2 separate regions of the Homo sapiens genome follow, and region 2 is linked to region 1. Evidence: read pairs that join two places in POLR2A ChIA-PET (ENCODE). Cell type or tissue: PC-9. All regions are shown on one strand. Each heading gives the region's core, and the rest is flanking DNA. Links, peaks and the distances in the headings are about the cores only.

The links. ChIA-PET counts read pairs that join two places held together with the same protein. Peaks named below come from ENCODE experiments on the same cell type or tissue, not always from the same donor. Only the 100,000 strongest peaks of a DNase experiment are listed, where the experiment ranks them.
Region 2: POLR2A ChIA-PET joins it to region 1 with 7 read pairs; 1 of 35 experiments calls an interaction of 5 or more read pairs at or near these places.

Annotation. Positions count from the first base shown.
Region 1 is chr1:31,169,460-31,172,371 of GRCh38, forward strand. No RefSeq gene overlaps it. Among named protein-coding and RNA genes, the nearest start is that of NKAIN1, 69 kb to the right of the region's middle. RefSeq lists an enhancer at 1,448-1,697. In PC-9, for the core only: no CTCF peak of the experiment used is centred there; a DNase peak (open chromatin) is centred at 1,472; H3K27ac peaks cover 1,193 bases.
Region 2 is chr1:30,617,284-30,620,195 of GRCh38, forward strand. No RefSeq gene overlaps it. Among named protein-coding and RNA genes, the nearest start is that of MATN1-AS1, 100 kb to the right of the region's middle. RefSeq lists enhancers at 300-469, 687-1,886. In PC-9, for the core only: no CTCF peak of the experiment used is centred there; a DNase peak (open chromatin) is centred at 1,268; H3K27ac peaks cover 2,173 bases.

The DNA of each region.
Region 1 (2,912 bases), core at 252-2,751:
ATCTATGCCAGCTTTCGTTTCTCCATCTATAAGCTGGTGGTAATAGAACTTACTTTCTTAGGATTGTTAGGAAGACTAACAAGAGCATTTATGTTGATTCTGTCCAGTAGGTAAGCTGTAAGAAAGAAATCTAGGGCCTTGTCTGTCCTGTTCACTGCTGTAGCCCAGTATCTAGGACAGTTCCTGGAACATAGTAGGTATTCATTAAGCATTTCTTTTTCTTTTTCTTTTTCTTTTTCTTTCTTTTCTTTTTTTTTTTTTTTTTTTTTTTTTTGAGACAGAGTCTCACTCTCTTGCCCAGGCTGGAGTGCAGTGGCACGATCTTGGCTCACTGCAACCTCTGCCTGCCAGGTTCAAGTGATTCTCCTGCCTCAGCCTCCTGAATAGCTGGACCACAGGCATGTGCAACCACAGCTGGTTAATTTTTAAATTTTTTGTAGACACAGTATCTTGCTATGTTGTCTAGACTGGCCTTGAACTTCTGGGCTCAAGCAATCCTCCCATTTTGGCCTCCAGAGTGCTGGGATTACAGGTGTGAGCCACTTCCCCAGGCCCCTTGTTTATTTATGGTGTGCATCCTCCCAGGAGACATCCTCACCAAGAGCAGGGATTACTGTCTGTTTAGTTCACTGCTTATTCACAATTTCTGGCACATAGCAGGTGCTTAATAAACATTTGAAGGATGAATTCAGATGCGTGGGCTCCAGGTTCCAATGAATTATAACCTGTTACGCAGGTAGAGCCCAGGAATCTGTATTTTATTTAAAAAATTTATACGTATATATGTTTATAAACTTTATTTTAGGAGACAGGATCTCACTATGTTGCCCAGGCTAGACTCAAACTCCTGGTCTCAAGGGATCCTCTTGTCTCAGCCTCCCAAGTAGCTAGGACTACAGGTGCACCCCACTGAGCCTAGTGGAATCTATATTTTATTTTATTATTATAAATTATTTTTGAGACAGAGTCTTGCTCTGTTGCCCAGGCTGGAGGGCAGTGGTGCGATCTCAGCTCACTGCAACCTCCGCCTCCTGGGTCCAAGCAATTATCATGCTTCAGCCTCCCCCATAGCTGGGATTACATGTGTGGGCCACCACGCTTGGCTAATGTTTGTATTTTTAGTAGAGACGGGGTTTTGCCACATTGGCCAGGCTGGTCTTGAACTCCTGGCCTTTAGTGATCCGCCGACCTCAGCCTCCCAAAGTGTTGGTATTACAGGCATGAGACACTGTGCCTAGCTGTATCTGTATTTTAGAAAGGCATCCCAAGTATAGTGAAGGTTGAGAAGCTCTATCCCAGAATGTCAGCAGTAAAGCAGCCAATGAGTATCATGCAAGCAAAGTCCAGCCCTCTCATTTCACAGATGACATCACCAAGAGCAGAGTGAGAGTAGTTCCCCAAGGTCACAGGTTGTTGACAGAGAAAGAACTAGTGCCAACAGTAGTGTCGGATACCCAACACAAGGCTCCCTGGAGCTCCAGCTGGCCTGGGCCTGCTCAGTCTCATTCCAGGGCTGACTGAGGGGAACTGCTGAGTCACTGGAACTGAGGCCCAAGGCAGGGTGTGGCCTCCATCGCCTGGTTAGGGGTGGGGCAGAGTGGGACTGCCCCCACCTCCTCTGGGTGACTGAGGCTGAGGCCGGAAGAGGGACAGGCAGAGAGCTCAGACTGCCTCCCCATTCGTGGGACCCCCTCCCTTCACGTGAAACCACCTTTGCAAAGATTGTAACTGAGGAAATTATGACAGTGAAAGGGATCTGACCTAACCGACACCATCTTGCTTTTAACCTCTAAGCTGCCCTTGTTCATTCTTGGGTGTAGGCCAAAGTAACCTTGGGAAGGAATTCAGTTTATACTTTAACTTTGAAACAAAAATTATAATAGCCCTTTCCCGAAATAAACCCCCTTCTTTTTTTTTTCTGAGACTGAGTCTTGCTCTGCTGCCCAGGCTGGAGTGCACTGGTGCGATCTCAGCTCACTGCAAGCTCTGCCTCCCGGGTTCACGCCATTCTCCTGCCTCAGCCTCCCCAGTAGCTGGGACTACAGGTGCCTGCCACCACGTCCGGCTAAATTTTGTATTTTTTTAGTAGAGATGGGGTTTCACCGTGTTAGCCAGGATGGTCTCGATCTCCTGACCTCGTGATCCACCCACCTTGGCCTCCCAAAGTGCTGGGATTACAGGCGTGAGCCACTGCACCCGGCTGAAATAAACCCCCTTCTTGCCTGGGGACCGGTCTGCCTTCATAGGACTAAGAAATTATTGGCCGGGCACGGTGGCTCACGCCTGTAATCCCAGCACTTTGGGAGGCCGAGGCAGGCAGATCACGAGGTCAGGAGATCAAGACCATCCTGGCTAACACGGTGAAACCCCATCTCTACTAAAAATACAAAAAATTAGCTGGGCACGGTGGCAGGCGCCTGTAGTCCCAGCTACTCGGGAGGCTGAGGCAGGAGAATGGCGTGAACCCGGAAGTTGGAGCTTGCAGTAAGCTGAGATCACGCCACTGCACTCCAGCCTGGGTGACAGAGCAAGACTCCGTCTCAGAAAAAAAGAAAAAAAGAAATTACATGATTAGAAATTATGGTTTATTGGGAGGCCAAGGCGGGCAGATCACCTAAGGTCAGGAGTTCAAGACCAGCCTGGCCAACATGGTGAAACCCCATCTCTACTAAAAATACAAAAATTAGCTGGGTGTATGATGGTGGGCGCCTGTAATCCTAGCTACTCAGGAGGCTGAGGCAGGAGAATCGCTTGAACCTGGGAGGCGGAAGTTGCAGTGAGCCGAGATCCTGTTACTGCACTCCAGCCTGGGTGACAGAGCAAAACTCAGTCTCAAAAAAAAAAAAAAATTACGGTTTAAGAACCATGCAGGCTCTGGCTGCAAGAGCCTGAACCTCCTCAAATTGCTCCTG
Region 2 (2,912 bases), core at 295-2,794, 550 kb before region 1:
AGTGAATGGAATCAGGGTGGGAGCTGGAGGGTTAGAGATGATTAATTAAAAAGCGTCTGACACAGTGCTGGCGCACAGTAGGCCCTCAGGCGATGGTAGCTGTGATGACTCATATACTGAAAGTTCTGGGAGCCCTAAATTGAAATCTCTTGGCTGTCTGGCCACATTGCTCTGGCCTAGTACCGACGTCATCTCTCAGAGGAGATTAACAAAGACAAATCTTCAGACTGCATAGAAAATATCACTGATGATATGGTGAGGGGGTAAGTTGCTTGCCAAGGTCTTCGGAGTAATAGGAAAAGACAAGAGGGCCGGATTATACAAGTGATAAAACGCTGACATCTCACACATACGACATGTGCTTGAAAGATGCACATTCAGATTCTTTTTAAGGGTAAAGTAACCTTTAAAAGTGATTTATTCCTCCTCGGTTTAAAAAAAAATGTTTGAGAGGTAAAATATATGTGTGCGGCAACTTGAGTTTTCCCAAGTTAAACCCTTCCTCCTGCAATATATTCTCTCAGTGGGCTTTTTACTGGACGGTGATTATATCAATAGCACACTATGTTCACACGGGCAAGAGATCACACACATTTCTTCTGGAGTGAAACTGACTGTCAGTTTAGATTAGAAAATCTGGCTGGTTGACACAGGCAGGGAGCAGTGTGTGTGTGTGTGTGTGTGTGTGTGTGTGTGTGTGTGTACATCTTAAAAGGAAAAAAGAAAAGAAAACAGCCACAGAGCAATGTAGCAATTTAAAGATACCATTCATTTTGTTGGGTTTTGTTTTCAATGAAAATATCAGGAAAGCATTCCCAGTAGATCACAGGGGACCCAAGAAAATGGAGAGGTGCAGCCCAGCAGACAAGAAAATGGGGCTTGCACTCTTGGGGGGCAGGTGTCAGGACCCTTCCCCAAGCCGGCAGGGTGACCTTGAACCTGTTGCTATTCCTCTCTGGGCCTCCATTCCCCCAATGTGTAAAACATGGACTCCTTGGTCTCTATGATTCCTTCCAACTTCTAAAATTATAAATCAGTCAAAGATGAAGGATGATAAATGAAGGAGTGGAGAGGAGGCAGGAAGGACAATCTTATTGATCTTGAGACTTTGATTCAAAGAACAAAAGTGAGAGGAAATGTCGCTCTCGGTGAGAATGTTGTGACTCACCCTGGATGAATGAGGCAGCAGAGTTGGTTAGATATCTTCACCTCTATCACCTCGATCTTCCCCATAGTCCCAGAAGGTGGGGATAATTATCCCCACTGCGTGAATGTGGCAGCTGTGACTCGCAGAGGTGGTGGGACCTGCCCAAGATTGCATTGCTGGTGAGTCACCTGCCAGAGCTGGATTTCAACTGATTCCAAATTGCACACTCCTGTTCCAGCTGCCCAGACCTGAATTCTCAAGACAGAGCCTGAAGGAGGGACCTGAGGCTGCTCTGCCTCTCTCTGAGATGGCCACGAAAGCTGAGGTTGGGAGGGACTGCAGTGTGGGCTCACAGAGAGCTGCTGTCATTCTCCCAGGGCCAGTCACAGAGATCCTGCTCCTTTGCTAGTTAGGACCAAACAGGAAAATGGACTTTCAGCTTTGTATCTGGTGAAACTTGACTGGAGAAAGCTGTTTGGGCCTGAAAACAGAATGAGGCATCTCACTTTTCCCTCTAGGTCTAGGCAGGGACTCCCTGGGAGATGAGGTTTTTCAGGAGACCTGGGCAGTTGGCTGCCGGGAGAATCGCCACCCACAGCCCTTCATCCCTGGGAGCAGAGACCCCGAGAGAGGGGCAGACCTACCTGCAGAAGGTGGACCCCAGCCCACATGCCAAGGAGGAACAGGGGCATGCACCACCTCAGGGTCAACTTTTGTGTTTGCCTCTTCCAGACCCACCCAGTAAACCAACTTCAGCCTGATCCCAGCGTCCCAAACTCAGTGTCTTCCACCCAGTAGGTGCTCCTGGGAGCTGAAGTAGCTCAGCAAGGCAGCAAAGATCAACTTGGCTAAAATTTGCCTGAAACCACTTTCAAAATGAAACACATCAGGGAACAAGTGGCTGGGTGGTGGTCAAGATGACCAAATTTTTTCTCTTCAGACTTCACCATTTCTTGATTACACCCTGGGCAAACAGCGAGAGACAGAAATCACAGGAAAGGTGCTTCTGCTATACACAGTCCCAGGCAAGGTGTGCAGAGGTGAGACCCACCCCAGGTCTTCTGCTCCCACCCCAGGCCTAATTCACTGATCTCTGCATTTCCACATATCCCATGTCTCCTCCTGGGTGAGCTGTTGGTAGCTCAAACACAATATGTCCAAAAGTGAATTCAACTTCTCTCTAACCTAACTCTCACTGTGTTCCCAGGGTCCAAGGTTTGAGCAACTCTCCTAGTCACCCAATCTTGGAAACTCAGTGTCATCTTGTTACACTTTGACAAAGAATTTTACTTAAGAAAATTGCCCAGCATTTTCTGAGATGCCCAGAAAACGCTGGAGAGCTGAACAAGGCTGGATCACTTCAGACCAGACACAAAACGGCCATAGTTTATGAGCGAACAATACATGTTTGATGAATAAATGGACAAACCCATGCATGAATAAAAGAGCAATGAATGAATGAAGTCATGCATGAAAAAGCATATTAGTAAGTGAACGAATGAATGGATGAGCCAATTAAAGAAAGAATGAATAAATAAAAAGAAGTAAATGAGAGGTAGAATACCACTTATATTAAAATCTAAGAAAACAATATCTGAACAAAGTACAAATAAATGAAAGAAGAAATGGGGGCACTAATGATGGAAGAAAGGATATAGTCACACGTGAATGAGTGTGAGAAGTAATTTTTTGAGACAAGGTCTTGCTCTGTTGTGCAGGCTGGAGAGCAGTGACACCATCTCAGCTCACTGCAGACTCAACCTCC